Linked DNA regions of Mus musculus: region 1 is linked to region 2. A link is a loop called in an ENCODE intact Hi-C map of the cell type or tissue named here. Cell type or tissue: heart. All regions are shown on one strand.

Evidence for each region. A loop is a pair of places that touch in the nucleus more often than their neighbours do. Peaks named below come from ENCODE experiments on the same cell type or tissue, not always from the same donor. Only the 100,000 strongest peaks of a DNase experiment are listed, where the experiment ranks them.
Region 1: it touches region 2 in a loop (3-fold over the local background); 17 of 42 quality-filtered maps call a loop at or near these places.

The regions. Positions count from the first base shown.
Region 1 is chr4:120,906,903-120,914,902 of GRCm38, forward strand. No RefSeq gene overlaps it. Among named protein-coding and RNA genes, the nearest start is that of Exo5, 14 kb to the right of the region's middle. In heart, CTCF peaks have their summits at 3,118 (motif pointing left) and 3,321; no DNase peak of the experiment used is centred here.
Region 2 is chr4:120,585,382-120,593,381 of GRCm38, forward strand. Gm8439 (predicted gene 8439) reads left to right here and starts at 3,364. Exons shown (of 3, transcript NM_001101603.1): 1 at 3,364-3,471. The coding sequence starts at 3,424. In heart, a CTCF peak has its summit at 4,565 (motif pointing right); a DNase peak (open chromatin) is centred at 4,570; H3K27ac peaks cover 989 bases; H3K27me3 peaks cover 1,272 bases.

The DNA of each region.
Region 1 (8,000 bases), 320 kb after region 2:
TTTCCAAGTAAATGGTCCCAAGAAACAAGCTGAACTTTCAACCAAAAGTTATCAAAAAAGATAAGGAAGGACACTTCATACTGGTCAAAGAAAAAAAAACCTACCAAGATGTACTCTCAATTCTGAACATCTATGCTGCAAATGCAAGGGCACCCACATTCATAAAAGAAAGTTTACTAAAGCTCAAAGCACACATCGCACCCCACAGAATAATAGCGGGAGACTTCAACACCCCAGTCTCAGCAATGGACAGATCATGGAGACAGAAACTAAACAGAGACACAGTGAAACTCAGAGAAGTTATGAGCCAAATGGATCTAACAGATATTTATAGAACATTTCATAAAGCAAAAGAATATACCTTCTTCTCAGCACTTCACAGTACCTTCTCCAAAGCTGACCATATAACTGGTCACAAAACAGGCCTCAACAGATACAAGAAGTTTGAAATAATCCCATGCAACCTATCACATCACCATGGACTAAGGCTGGTCTTAAATCCAACAAAAAGAACAGAAAGCACACATACGCATGGAAGCTGAACACCTTTCTACTCAATGATAACTTGGTCAAGGAAGAACTAAAGAAATTAAAGGCTTTTTAGAATTTAATGATGATGAAGATGCATCATACCAAAACTTATGGGACACAATGAAAACAGTGGTAAGAGGAAAACTCATAGCTCTAAGCACCTCCAAATAGAAACTGAAGAGAGCTTACACTAGCAGCTTGACAGCAACACCTGAAAGCTCTAGAACAACAAAAAAAGCAAATACACCCAAGAGATGTCAGGAAGTAATCAAACTCAGGGCTGAAATCAACCAAATAGAAACAAAAAGAACTATTCAAAGAATCCACAAAACCAGGAGCTGGTTCTTTGAGAAAATCAACAAGATAGATAAACCCTTATCCAGACTAACCAGAGGGCACAGAGACAGGATCCAAATTAATAAAATCAGAAATGAAAAGTGAGACATAACAACAAAATATATCTTAAAATAATTAGTTTGTTGAATATTAGCAGTTGAAAATATTAAAATCATGTTCTACAAACAAAATAAACAAACAAAAAGAAATGGCAATTAATCACTCCACATGGTTGGAAAAATGAATTTTTAACCCCAAATCCACCTAACACGGAACGAAGAAAGTTCTACTTATGTATGGATAACTACTGTCAAAACCGGAAGTAACATGGGATTGAACTTGTTTGAAAATAGGTTCTAAGATTAATAAAAAATTAACCGAGTCCTAATTTTAAGTCACAAGAACGGAAGATCCAAAATTCTTCTACTTCTTGGTTTTAAGTGAGAGAGTATCTACCTGGGTGTGGCCTCAGCCTCTGGACACCGTGGGAATAGCAGTACATTATGCGCGCAGTTAGAAGCAAGCAACTCACAGGTAAGAGTTGAAATAATTGAAGGGCAGCTGTGCACAACGCAATGCATAAGTTCAGCTGCAAATGTGCCTATGACCTGATTCTCAGCAGCCTTCATACTCTGTGTTAGGGACTTAAACTATGCTTTCCCATAATGATTATTTTTGTTATTAATAGATAATGTACTCACTATTTGGTCATTAACATGCAATAGCACATTCCCCAGAAATGCATCTGTTGACGCTCTTCCTTGAGTTGAATGATATTTAACTGGAGCTGAATGAATGGTCAGTGCTAATATTAAGTAACATGCATGATCTGTTCTTATAAAATCCTGAACATTTTGCTTGCTATGCTCCATTATACTTTTGGTGGGCTGATTTTGCTTTTGCTTTTTCTCATTTTGTAATTTAATTATTATCATGATTTTATAAATGGCTGGTGTATTTAAATCAATAAAATTTTAAATTTTACAAAAAAAAAAAAAGATCCAGACCAGCCAGAGCATCACAGTGAGACCTTTTCTCAAAAACAAACAAACAAAAAAAAAATAAATAACATGGGAGTGTTCTAGGAAAGAAGGAAAGAAAGAAAGAAAGAAAGAAAGGAAGGAAGGAAGGAAGGAAGGAAGGAAGGAAAAAAGAAAGAAAGAAAGAAAGATAGAAAGAAAGAAAGGAAAGAAAGGAGGAAAAGACAAGACAACTTCCCAAAGGCGAGAACATCCAAAACAGCTTTATCCACTCATGAAAGCCCCAAATGGAAACAAACTTACAAACTGTCTGTTACAGTGCAGTCCAAATATTGAAACCACGTAGAAATTTGAAAGAGGGACTTTATTAAGTAATCATATAATTAATTCCGTTTTTTTTTTTTTTTCTTTCTAAGACATGTTTTTACTGTGACCCAAGCTGTTTTGGAACTCAATGTGTAGTTTAACCTGAGGCCAGGGATACCTCACTATGCCCAGCTTAAGAAGGAAATGTTAAAACAAACCAGCCAGTTTAGTAGGCTCATGCCTGTAATCCAAACACTTCAAAGTAGATGTAGGAGAATCATGGTAAGTTCATGGCCAGCCTGGGCTACATAGGAGACCTTGTCTCAAGAAAAGATAATAACAAAAGAAAAACACATCAATTTAGCATTGGAGCAGCTATGAAGATGTAAAAGGAGAGGGAAAAGCCTGGTATCCTTCAGTGGTAGAGTACTTGCCTAGCACGCACAAGGCCCCGAGTTCAAAATGACCTAAGGACTATCCTAAAGCTGAAGGAAGATACCCAAAGAAACAAATTGGAAGGTGGGACTCTTCCTAAAGCTGTGACGCAAACCTGTTAGCAAACATGTACGATAATGTAAGAAGTCGGCTGTGCTACAAAGGCTAGCCTTGGTAGAAGAAACACGAGTGCCCAGAATAGTCATGAACCTACTTGCACACAGAATGGTGCAAGACCTGGTGTTGGAAGCACCCTGGAGCAGAAGCTGAGACTTGGCACACAGGAGTCACGAATGTCCATGTCCGGGCCAGCTGAGATGGGCAGTGTCCTCATTGGGAGCATTGTTCAAGGCGGCTCTGGACTAGGGTTGTATCTTTATAGGTGTTAATGTGATGGGGACATGTAGTCGGGGCAAAACACAAACAGATAGCCCATGCATGTGCTGTTGGCACAGACGGGGAGAGTAAAACAACTCACCAGAAGGAAATGCAAGTTCCTTCCTGCTGCAATGGCTCTGCAGCGCCATCTACTGACAAAATGTCGTGCTCTCATTGAAAGAAACTTGAAGCCGCTGCTCTTAACCTGTGGGTCGACCCTTTTTGGGGCGTCATCTGTTAGTCGCCTAAGTATTTTATGGTTGGGGGGTCACCACAACATGAGGAACTCTATTAACGGGTCACAATTTTAGGAAGGTTAAAAACCACTACCTTTAAGGAACTATGACAGAACAGGCAACGGAAGGAAGATTGGAAGAAGTAACAGATGTATAACTGTCACATCTACCCACAGTGGGGGAAAATCCACCTGTGGCATATTGAGATGGGCAACCATAGGACACTACTGTGCTTGCAAAAGCAACAGCAGGGATGAAGTGTCAAAATGACAACAACATGTGCGTGCTGAAGGAAAGGTATTACACAAAGGGTAAATGCCTTCATTACATGAAATTTTAGAACATTCAAGACTAATTTGCAGGGGGCGTGGGGAACGTCAATTAGTAAACTAAGTGTGGTGGCTTAGGCTTGTAATTCCAGCACTTGGGAAACTGATGTATGAGGATCAAGTGTTCAAGGATAGTCTAGGTTACCTAGCCACACCCTACCCTCCCCCAAGCAAAACAACAGAAAGAGTACATTACATCTGTAATTATACCCCCGTAATGCCTATTTTCAAAATGTTGTCTGAAAACAGGAGTCTATGGTATAGGATGGAGACTACTATCCGTTCCAAATCCTGCTCCCGGGGAATTCCTGGCCAGGAGCCATTTGAAAAGACTGAAGCTTTGGTAGACGAGAACAAACAAACAAAAAGGAAAAAAAACAAAAAAACAAAAAACGAACTACAGGCTAATCTAATGGAGTCTTCTCAATTGAGAGTCCCTCTTCTCAGATGACTCCAGCTTGTGTCAAGTTGACAAAACAAAAAACAAAAACAAAAACAAAAAACTATAGCAGCACATTTAGCCATCATCAGTCACACAGTGTCCATAGTTCAGCCCCAGGCCCATGTGGTGTGAGGGGACAATGACAGAAGACTGGCTTATCAAGGTTGGATACTGTGACTCCTGCCCTTAGTCCCAGCACTCAGGAGACATGGGAAGGTGGATCTCTGAGTTTAAGGTCAGCCCAGTCATAGGAAGTTTCAGATCAACCAGGGCTACATGGTGAGACAGTTTCAAAAGCAAACTGGCTGTTGAAGCATCAATGTTCACGGAGTAGGGAGGAGCAACCTGCCAAAGAAAAGGCCTCGCTGAAGATTCCACCGACTGCCGAAAGTGAGTCACTGAGAACTGCACATGAGACCAACACCTGTGCCAATAATAACTATGAGAGGGGATTGTGAAGAGGTTGCCAAACTGTGGCCGCCAGCTCCTTTATAAATAAAGCCTAGCATAGCTCACTAGCTAGTGTCACCTGTATGGCTGGTAGAGTGGGGGCTCGCAGTCTTGACTGCTTTATGTCTGTATGTTTGCCTAGAAATTGCATAGATTGGTAAAGGATATCTTCCAGGACCCAGGAATGAAGATCTAGGCTAGTCCTAAAATATCAGACAGGCTGTGGTGGGATATGCCTTTAATTCCAGCACTCTGGAAGCAGAGGCAGGGTCTCTGCAAACTCAAGGCCAGTCTGATCTGCAGAGAGAGTTCCAGGCCAGCCAGGGTGACATAATGAGATCCTGTATCAATAATAATAATAAGAAGAAGAATATTATTGTCTCCTCTGACTGAGTGTGGTAGTGCACACCTGTAATCCCAGCACTCTGGAGGCAGAGGCTGGAAGATCAGGAGTTTCATAGCACGTTTGACCTAGCCTGGGCTACGTAAGACTCTGGGTTTTGTTGTTGTTGTGGGTGTTTTTTTAAATCATCCCTTCAACAAAACCATATTTTTTTGTAGGTTTTATAAAATTATCTCATGTGGTTAGGGATGTAGCTCAATGGTGGAATGTTGGCCTAGCATATGGAAGGCCCTGGGTTCAATCCTCAGCCCTGCAAAATGAGTGCCTGAATGAATGATACTAATAAATGAATACTGTTGATAAAAAGTCCCTTCCTTACCTGTGTCTGAGAAATGTCAGTGACCCAGAGGGATCTTGAATTTCTCCTATGCTGTGTATGCATTGAGTGGTTTTATATGGTGGAAGATTAGACTGACAGCCCATAATCCAGTGCCCCAGTGCTGGGTACTATCATAGAGAGTTTTACAATTCTGTGTATACATATTTTGTCTGTGTCTGTAGATTTGCAGCACATACTTTACTGTTGCCCTCTAGAAGAGCATCCAGTTTCTTAACTGCTGAGCTGTCACTCCAGTCCCCCTTAGAGATCTTTTTAAAATGTTCTTACATTTGCTTATGTGTATGGGGGAAGCAGCGCATGTAACACACTGTACATATGAGAGATGGAGCTTACTGGCCAGCCAGTCTAGCCAAAACCAGTGAGTTCCAGGTTCAGTTAGAGACCCAGTCTCAAGAGAATAAAATGGAGCTGAGCATGGTGGTACACACCTTTAATCCTAGCACTCAGGAGGCATCAGCTGGCAGATGTCTGAGTCTGAGGCCAGCCTGGTCTACAGAGTAAGTTCCTGATCAGCTAGGGCTACACAGCGAAATTCTATCTTAAAATAAATAAATAAGCAAGATCTTGTCTCAAACAGAACAACAACAACAACAACAAAAAGGCAAAACAAAAAAACCAAAAAATCAAAGATACACAAATAGGCTAATATGTTTGCCAGTGCACTAATTAGTGGTGTTTGCCCAACACCACTAATTATTAGTGCAATGTAAATCAAAGTTACCGTGAGACACTGCTTCATACCTATAGAGATGGCCACTATCAATATCAATGCATGGAAAACAATAAACATTATAAGGACTAAAAGAAATTGGAACTCTGATGCTTTGTGGGTGGAAATTGAAAGCAATAGAGTATGGCAGGCAGGTACTCAGAATATTAGAAGACCAAAGGTCCAATAATTCTTTTTTGTGGGGCAGTGGACTGTGCCAGGAAACTTGGTAAGGTTGAGTGGGTTCAGAACCGCTGGCATCCACCTGAGGACAGTAGGAGTTCCCTACTCCTGACCAGATTCCTGGCCTGGAACACGTGACCACAACTCCACACAGAAGAACGTGGCCTAGCACAAAACACAAAGTTCTGCACGCTAATGAGGTATCTAGATGGACCCTGAGGGTTTGGCCAATGAAGCTTCCCTTCCCAGACTAAGTTCCTTCCTGCAAAAGGTATGCAAAATCTCTGGTCCACCCTGAGGAAAGGGTATGTCCCTAGTCTCCACGATGAATAATCAATGGAACCAAGGACTGCCTCTCTTATCAAGAAGGGAGGGAGGGAGGGAGGGAGGGAGGGAGGGAGGGAGGGAGGGAGGGAGGGAGGGAGGGAGGAAGCCTTTGTTGCACAGAGCTGCAGCCTGAGTCTCCAGCACAAGATCCCTCCTCCATCCTGGACAGTTGCCACTAAGCTAAACCTGAGTTCCCTCTCCCATACCCCCACCCCCTCCCCACCCCCTGACCTCTTCACAGGCCCAGGGCCGTTTGTATGCCCAGGAGCTTGGGAACCCCCGACTCCTCAACTCTTCGTTCAGCCTCAGCTTGGCTGAGGTCCCCTCCTAGGCTGCATTCTCCTACCCCTTGAGCAGTGCATTGGAGCTTCCTGCAAGCCCATCACCTGCTGTCGGTGTAGGGTAAAATACAGCCTAGCGTTCTATGGTTCTTCTGCCTGAGTAGAGTTCACACACCCGGGCAGTGAGGTGGAACGTGGGACCACACTTTTTCTGGGTTCATACCCAAAACAATTGAAAGTGGGGTTTCGAGGAGACATTTGCACATCCAGGTTCCACAGTAGTGTCAGTCACAATATATAAAACATGGGCAAAATCCAAGGGCCCATTGACAGATGAATGGGTAAGCCAGATGTGTGCTTCCCATAGAATAAAATTCTGTCCCATTGTGAAACAGGAAGTTCTGACACATTTGACTGTGCTAATGAGAATTAAGGATACTCTGTAAAGTAAGCCAGTCACAAAAAGATAAGAGCAGTGTGACCCCACTAAGTGACTTGCTAGGACCTGGGAGGAGCAGGAAGTGATGCCACAGGGGAGTTTCGGTTCTTGTGAGATGGACAGAATTACAGACAGAGACAGCTGTACACCAACACCAGTGACCTGGACACTGAAAATAATGAAGATTTGATCCAGATCTCCCTGAGGAAAAAAAAAAGGCAGATTATATGCTAAGCATATTTCAACAATAATGAGAGAAACTGGGAAAAACTGAATACAAGAATACAAGTAAAATAGATAAAATAAGCAATTCTTTGCATTTATGTCCCCATGATGGGGACACAGGTTTCAGTGGGTGGGAGTGGTTAATCAGGGCCTAGAATTTACATGTCAAATACTACTTAGGGCATTCTACAGTCTAAACACATATGCTCTGTGAATTGTTTTTGCTTTGTATTTTGGGAAAGGGTCTCATGTAGTCCAGGCTGGCTCTAACTCACTATGACGTCATCAGTGGCCTTGTACTTCTGATCCTCCTGCCCCTGCCTCTCCAGTGCAGGTACCACAGTGCTTGGGGTTTCCATGATGCTGGAGATTAAACCCAGGGCTTTGCTGGAGGCTAAGCAAGCATCTGCTAACTGAGCCGCAACCCTGGTCCCTCCTGTGGCCTCTTCTAAGAAAGCAGAAGTAAGCTGTTTCTACCCTATTCCAGAGAATTACATTGAGCTCAAGTGACTGCACTAGATGGCTTTCTGTAGCTGTAGCAAAACACGGAGATCATCAGTTTTAAAGTAGGAAGATTTGTTTTGGCTTTCCTCATCAGAGGTTTCAGCCCCAACTCTCAGGGCTCTGCTGCTTTGGTCAGCAGTGTACCTGGCCGAGGAGTCCATGGCAG
Region 2 (8,000 bases):
TGACAAAACTGTTCTTTGGGTCAGGTGGTGGTGTCACATGCCTGTGGGGCAGTGGACTGTGCCACCAGACAGAATACTTGGTAAAGTTGAGCAGATTCAGAAACCCCAGTAATTCTCGTATCTGAGAACGGCAGGCCTTCCATCTACACCTGTCCAGGTTCCTACCCTGGAGCATGACACCCCATGTTGAGGGCTGTGACAATCAGTCATGTAGGGGCAACACCTGAAGCCCCTTCACATGCAGATGAGGCACCCCTAACATCTCAGACCAAGACAATAGAAAGCATCTGCTTTAGACCTCAACCTGTGGGAAGCCATTGCAGAGTGGCAGTTGCAGAGTGGCAGTTGGCTACTGCTGGCCACCACACATACATAGGCAGTGAAGGTTCTTTTGCCAAGATGAGAGACAAGTTAACCAATCAGATGTGAGACACGCCTCTCCTAGGCCTATATAAGCAGCACCAGTTCTGGGCTCGGGGTCTTCTCGCCTCTACAATCAAGCTCTCCCAATAAACATGTGCAGAAGGATCCTGTTGCAGCATCGTTCTTCCTGGCCAGTCGAGCGCGCGCAAGACCAACCCACCCCAAAATGTATATAAGGTCCTATCCACAAGGAATAAAATGCACGAGTCATTTCATCAAAGATGAGAGTATCTATCTTTAGGGAAGAGAATTCTCTCCGGAAGCTTTCCTTGCTGGAAACCGCTCTAGCCTAGTTCAGTCACTTCTAGCTTGGTGGCCCCACCTTGGCTCCTAGCCACCTGCTTCACCCTGCCTCCCAGCTGTGCCCTGCCAGCCTGTAGTGTCCTGTCTCCCACCCCCACCTTCCCAGAGCTTTGATCCGACTCCCCCTCCCCTTTGGAGAGTGAAACTCTTTGGCCACTCTGGGCAGGTTAGAGCCCCCAAAATCCCCACGGATATCACAGACCAGCACACCCTTTAATCCTAGCACTTGGGAGGCAGAGGCAGGCAGATCTCTATGAGTTTGAGTCCAGCCTGGTTTACAGAGCAAGTTCCAGATAGCTGGGACTACAGAGAAACCCTTTCTCAAAAGAAAAAACAACAAACAAACAAACAAGCAACAGCAACACCCCCCCCCCAAAAAAAACTGTTCTTTGGACAGTCCACCCATTTTAGAATGAAGCAGTGGAGGGTGGCTCTGTCTGGTCTCTTCACACTCTGCTGATGCTGATGACAGACAGAGGTTTGCTTTGTTTTTTTTTAAAGCAAAGTCTTTCTATCATGTCAAAATTGAAGCAAAGTATTGCACCACATTCAAAAGGCAAATAGGCGTACTATTACAGACTATAAAGTAACAAAAGAGATTTCTGCAATTAATTAAATTCTATAGTATTTCTAGAATAACCACAAAGTCAAAAGAAAAAGAAAAAAAGAAAAGAAAATCTGAAAAACTAAAACCACCATTGGCAATATCTCTGAAAGCTGAACTTTTTGTTGCTGTTGTTATTTTGAGACAGTATTTCTCTTTGTAGTCCTGGCTGGCCTGGAACTCTTTGTGTGAGCCACTCTGCCCAGCTTGAATGCCAGTGTCTTACACTAACTTACAAACTGTTGCAGGGGACCAGATCAGCCAACCACCTGGACAGTCTGCTGTGTGACAGAGGTGTAAGGGGTGTGCTCATGATCATGACAGAGGCTTCCCAGAAGCAGGTTTTGAGTAAAACCAAAATGCTAAAATGATCAATACTGAACTCAAACTCAGTGTGTTTCTAGAGAGAGCCATCTCATACTACCTAAATATATTCCCATCTGTGGCAAATCTCCAGGAGTTGAATAGACCAGTGTGCCTCTGGCTCATTCATGGCCCACTCAGTAGAAAGCTGTGTCCTAATTAATGGAAATTGGGATTCCAGAACAAAGCATGCACTGTAGCCAAATAAGAAGAAACTGTGCTAAGTTAAACTGCAGGTTCAATAACTGCAGAAATGTCCACAGCCTCGCCTCTCTTCTCTTCTCTTCTCTTCTCTTCTCTTCTCTTCTCTTCTCTTCTCTTCTCTTCTCTTCTCTTCTCTTCTCTTCTCTTCTCTTCTCTTCTCTTCTCTCCTCTCTCCTCTCCTTTTCTCTTCTTTCCTTTCCTTTTCCTTTCTCTTTCTTTCTTTCTTTCTTTCTTTCTTTCCTTCTTTCTTTCTTTCTTTCTTTCTTTCTTTCTTGTACCTCTGCATAACAATAAATGGGGCCCAGAAACACACAGATCACATAAACAAATATCCAAAAAACATTCCAATGTTCAAGAAGCAAGGAGTAGAGATGAACACTTATAACTCTACTAGTCTGGAGACTGAAGCAGGAGAGTCACAAGTTTGAAACCAGTTTGAAGTCAGGGTTGCCATAGTGAGTTCAAACTTATCAAGATGCTATCTTTAGTTTGTTTTGAAACAAGGTCTCTCTGTGTATTCCTGGCTGGCCTGAAACTCACTCTGTAGACCAACCTGGCCTTGAACTTGTAGAGTTTAAGGGCACTTGCCTGTGCCTCCCCAGCGCTGGGACTAAAGGTGTGTGCCACCACACCCAGTCCCACAAATTAATTATTGAATTAAGGAATGAATAAAATTTAGTGGGAGGCTGAGAATGTGGCTCAGAGTGAAGGTTGTGCATGCACCCAGAACCCAGACCCACCCTGGCCCCTCCCACCCCTGGCATCACATAAACTCAGGGTGGTGATACATAGTTCCCAAAAACAGGAGAGATAGAGACAGGAAGGTTGGAAGTTCAAAGTTAAGACTCTCTCTCTCTCTCTCTCTCTCTCTCTCTCTCGCTCTCACTCTCGCTCTCTCTGTCTGTCTGTCTCTGTCTCTCTCTCACACACACTACAAACAATCACAACAACAAAACCCTTCATAACTAAACAATTGCTCAGTAAAGCAAAATAGACCTTTTCACATAGAGGATTGGCAAACTTGAGGAAGACTTATACTATCCAGTGGCTAAATGTGAGCAGGTCATTATTTCAGGTGGGAAGCCGGTAGACAGACATACGCTCTTTGGAGGGAGTATACCCCGAAGCCAATATCTTCATCAAATAGGTGGTTATGACTTTTACACACACACACACACACACACACACACACACACACACACACACACACACACAGAGTCTAGAGCTAGGCATCCCAGGCTGGTGCTGTCACAGAACTCCATGAGGAGCTTGAGTCTTCTGTTTCTCTGCTTTGCCGGGCTTAACAGGAAACTTCTCTTTTGAAATTCACCTCCTCCTGACCTCCTGGTTACAAGATGACTACATTACCTCAGGCCCCAGGTTCACATTCCAGGCAAGAGAGGAACAGCAAGGCGGAAGATGTAATGCCTCTATTAGGACAGTGCCTGCTTTCTCAGAGACCTCCAGCACACATTCCCTAACGACCTGTCTGCGAATCTGCCTGTTGCCTCTTTGAGAGAAGTCAGATGTTGACTCCTGAGCTGCTTCTAAGACCTCTGTTCTCCCCTCCTGAGGTGAGTAGACCTTTGATTCTGCCTCCTTAACTAGAGTAGATGTGTTAACCTGGAGCCTCCCTTTCCCCTTCCCCTCATTCTGTGTGTGCCTTTTCTGCCGACTGCCAGTGCCCAAGAGGCCTTGAGTCCCTGGGAGGGGCCGACACCAGGGGCTGATGGGCAGGAGTTAGTGAGTCTCCTAACCCTGCTGTGGACAACCCTGTTTGAACTTAAGTTCTCAAGCTGCCCTTTGGGAACTCTCAGCAGGATTTTATTTACATTACACAACAGTTTGTTTGCCTTCCCCAAAGCCCCCATTACCACCCCTAAAGGAGCTTTCACTTTAGAATCCTCACAAAGAATCCTCACTTCAGCCTCCTGCCTCTAAGCCGCTGGCCTTCCTGCTGGCCCTTGAGGAAGTGAAACTTGCAGGGTCTTTGCAATGGCTTCCCCTGATGCCCGTGAGAGGTTCTTGTCTGGGTCTTTACCCAAATCTCACTTCACCGGTGAGGATTCCCTTAACAGCACTGCCTGGGATGGCCTCATCTCTGGCCTCTGTTCCTTGCCTGCACTCACCACTGCTGACCAGGATGTAATATATCCTGCTTCTTACCTTCCTGCCCACCAGAGCAGGCACTCAGACGCTAAGACCTTTGTCTCCTTTATCATCCCTCCCCTGTACACCCTGCAGTAGGGTCAGTGTCTAATGAATGGTACTGGAGACTCTAGTTTGTTTTACAGAGGATAAATAGCCTTTTTAGATTCCGTAAGCCATGTATAGAGATACCCAAATTGAGTCAGGACCTCCAAAAACCTCATGCCCTCAGGAAGGATCAGAGTCTTCAAGCAGGTACTTTTGTGCCACCAAGGTGGCAAACAGAAGTGCCCCCAGCCAGTAAATACCTAGGGACATTGACAGAAGTCCTTTGTCTCAGAGGCGGCGGAAAGACACAGGTAGGGCTTAAACTAAGGGAGGGGCAAATGAAGTGTAGCCAAGGCTGGGTGGTAACATGGGTGAGGTCAAGAGGGAAAAGCAGGAGGCTGGGAGGTCAGCTAGGGGCTCCCTTACCAACCCTCTTTCACCTGCCTTACTAGTGCCAAGTGCTGACCTGAGCTCTTGGCACCAGAGGGTGCTATAACCTAAGACACAGGCACTTCCGGATACACTCAGACTCCTGCTTCTAGCTGCTCATAATTGCCGGTTTAGTATGCCTCCCAGGAGCCCTGAACAAACCAGGCAGCTTCTTGGGCTCTCTTCAGCTCTAAAAGGAAGCAAAGCGTACCCTTGGAAACTCTTTAGGGGCCAGGAGAGGGAAAGGTGAGCCAACAGGAACTCAGCACACAGGCCCTTGGGCAATCTTTGTACAGATTTGCATGGGCTCAGCTGAGTTTCATTTTTCTATGTAATAACCATTGAGGCGTGGAGTTCTTGGAGCTGGGAAGATAGGTGCTGTGGGAAGCACAGGAAACCGATGGTTTCCAGTGGGTTTCAAAGTGGGTTCCTGGAGCCAGCAGATTCAGGGATCCTTAAGAGTATATGAGAAATACAGACCCAGAGCCTACTGATCTGGGAGGTAGGGGTGAGCTGGGGGCTCACAGTGATGTACATGCAGGAGCGATTGTGAGTCGTTGGTTCAAAAACTCACAGCACCGTGTATCGAGAGCTGCAACAGAATCTTCCAAGGCCTATGGAGCAGAACAAGGGCCAGGGGAAGTACCCTAGGAACTAACAAAGAGGCAAGAGATGGGTCTTCAAGCTTAGAAGATATTGTTCCAAGATGGATGGAGAGAGAGAGAGAGAGAGAGAGAGAGAGAGAGAGAGAGAGAGAGAGAGAGAAGATCCTGGAAAACACCAGATCCAGGGGTCCTCACAAAAGGCTTGGCCTTCCTCCTGCTAGCTCTGGACTTTTCTCTAGGCAGCTTTCTGACTTTGAAACCTGTCTTCCAAACAAGCTGCCCATAATTAATAATTCATTCATTTCCACTACTTATTAATCAATACCTATGGAGCTCCAATCAGAGTTTTTGATTATCACGGGATGTCCAGACTTCCTACTCTGAATTAATAATGATAGTAACTACTAGCTGCTTCGGCCTACCAGGCTCGCCGCCAAGCACTCCATGTAGACAAGTTGTTCCAGTGACCACCATAAATGGGGTGCTCTTATGGCCCTCATTTTACTGAAGGAACTTTCACCAAAAGAGGCTAAACCCGTTCCCTAAAAGCGCATCTCCAGATGATGTCTACCCTAAGCTAGTCCTCCCTGCCAACAAACACGAGCCACATGCTTTCTTCTGTCCCAGGAACGATGTAATTCTGGCCCCAAAGATACCCAGCCTACCATCCCCTGAGCAAATGCTAGCTAGTTTGTTCCATGCATTTAGAAAGACTGAAATAGCTCCTGGTACATGTTTCTATCTTGGGCATTCCCTAGAGTTCTGGGGCTCCAGGTCTGAACCACTGAACTGGTACAACCTTCTCTCTGCACCCCTCCCCAACCTGCTGTACACATAGGAGTGTGCAAACCTGAAGAGTGGTGGGGTGGCATAGTAGGAAGCACCCCTGAAAGGCCTCCCTCAAAGCATCCTGACACCAAGGTCCTTGAGCCATCTCCTTCCTTTCTACTCTCTCCTTTGCCTTTTTGCTTCTTTCTTTCTCAAGTATTCAGTGAGCTCCCACTCTGTGCCAGACCCCTTGCACTGGGGACAGAGGAGCACACAAGTTCCTCACAGTATGATTTCTGATTTCTGTCTCTTGTTATCTCCACCATGAAGCAAATTCCAGCAGATGTCAGCAGCAACAGTATCCAGGATGGAATATGGGAACATGGGGTCCCCTGAAGCCACCCCCCTGCACCCATCTCCATCTCCCCTTGCACCCACCTCCCCTGCACCTACCTCTCCCTGCACCAACCTCCCCCTGTACCCATCCCCCCTGCACCCATCTTCCCTGCACCCACCTCCCCCTGGACCCACCTCCCCCTGCACCCATCCCCCCTGCACCCATCCCCTCTGAACTCACCTCCTCCTGCAACCACCTTCCCCCTGCACCCACCTCCCCCTGTGCCCACCTTCCCCTGTGCCCATCCCCCCTGCACCCATTCCCTCCTGCACCACCTCCCCCTGTGCCCACCTTCCCCTGCACCCACCTCCCCCTGCACCCATCCTCCTCTGCATCTATCTCCCCCTGGAAAGACTCTGCCCCCCCCACCCCCCAGTCCTTCTCTTCCTCAAAGAAATCATCTGATAAGGATACTGGAAGGATGGCTCAGTGGTTCTGAGCACTGGCTGCTCTTCCATAGGAAGATACTACATGGTATCTCATAGCCATCTCTAACTCCAATTAGGGGATCCAATGTCCTCTTTTGGCCTCCACAAACACCAGGCATACACATGGTACACAGATGACATACATGTAAACAAAACACCCATACATAAGCCAGGAGATGGTGTCACACACCTTAATTCTAGCACTCAGAAGTCAGAGACAGACAGCTATCCAAGTTTGAGGCTAGCCTGGTCTACAGAGTGAGTTCCAGGACAGCCAGAGCTACACAGAGAAACCCTGTCTCAATAAATAAATAAATACCCACAAACCACACACATAGAATAGATTAATTAAAAGAGAAAGAGACCATCTGGTAAGCTGCTGTGCTGAATCCACTCTTTCTCCTGCCAGCCTTCCACTAACTATTGCTAGCCAGCTTTCTGCCTTCCTCAAATCAATTTCATAGCCAGGCTTCCCCATCAGCCTGGTGGGCAAGCTCACTTAGTCACTTTGTGTGTGTGTGTGTGTATCTGTGTATGTGTGTGTTTGATACAGGATCTTATTCTATAGCCCAGGTTGGTTGGCCTGGAACTTACCATGTAGTATAGACTGGCCTCGAACCCACAGCACTCTTCCTTCCTATCACAAGCCTCTCAAATCTTGGGATTACAAGTGTAGGCCATGCCTGGTGTGGTGGTGCTCGGGTGCTCGAACTTAATCCCTGCCCAGTCCTGCTCGGGCTCCTAGGAGCCTTTGGCCTTTCTTTCTTTTTTTTTTTTGGTTTTTCGAGACAGGGTTTCTCTATATAGTCCTGGCTGTCCTGGAACTCACTTTGTAGACCAGGCTGGCCTCGAACTCAGAAATCCGCTCAGAAATCTGCCCGGCCGCCTTTGGCCTTTCATTATGCCCAGCAACAACTCTGCGTTTATCTTTGCTCACTTTTGCTAGGATTTCCATAAAAATAAATCCCCAGAGATGACACTAATTTGATCAAATGGCCGGTAAGCATTGAGTTCTAATGGACATTTACAGTTCTTTCTCCAACAATAATGCACCACTTTACAGCCATGCCAGCAGAGCAGAGACAGCTGTGGACACTCTTCTGAAAACTTGGTTGGCTGGTTTGTTTGTTTGTTTGTTGCTAATTTGATAACTGAAAAACATTTGCTGGGTCTGGGCGTCACATTTGCAATCCCAGCTAAGTAGCTAGGCTGAATAATTTAGCCCCTCTCTCCAAATAAAAAGTTAAAAAAAAAAAAAAAGAGGGGCTGGAGAGATTGAT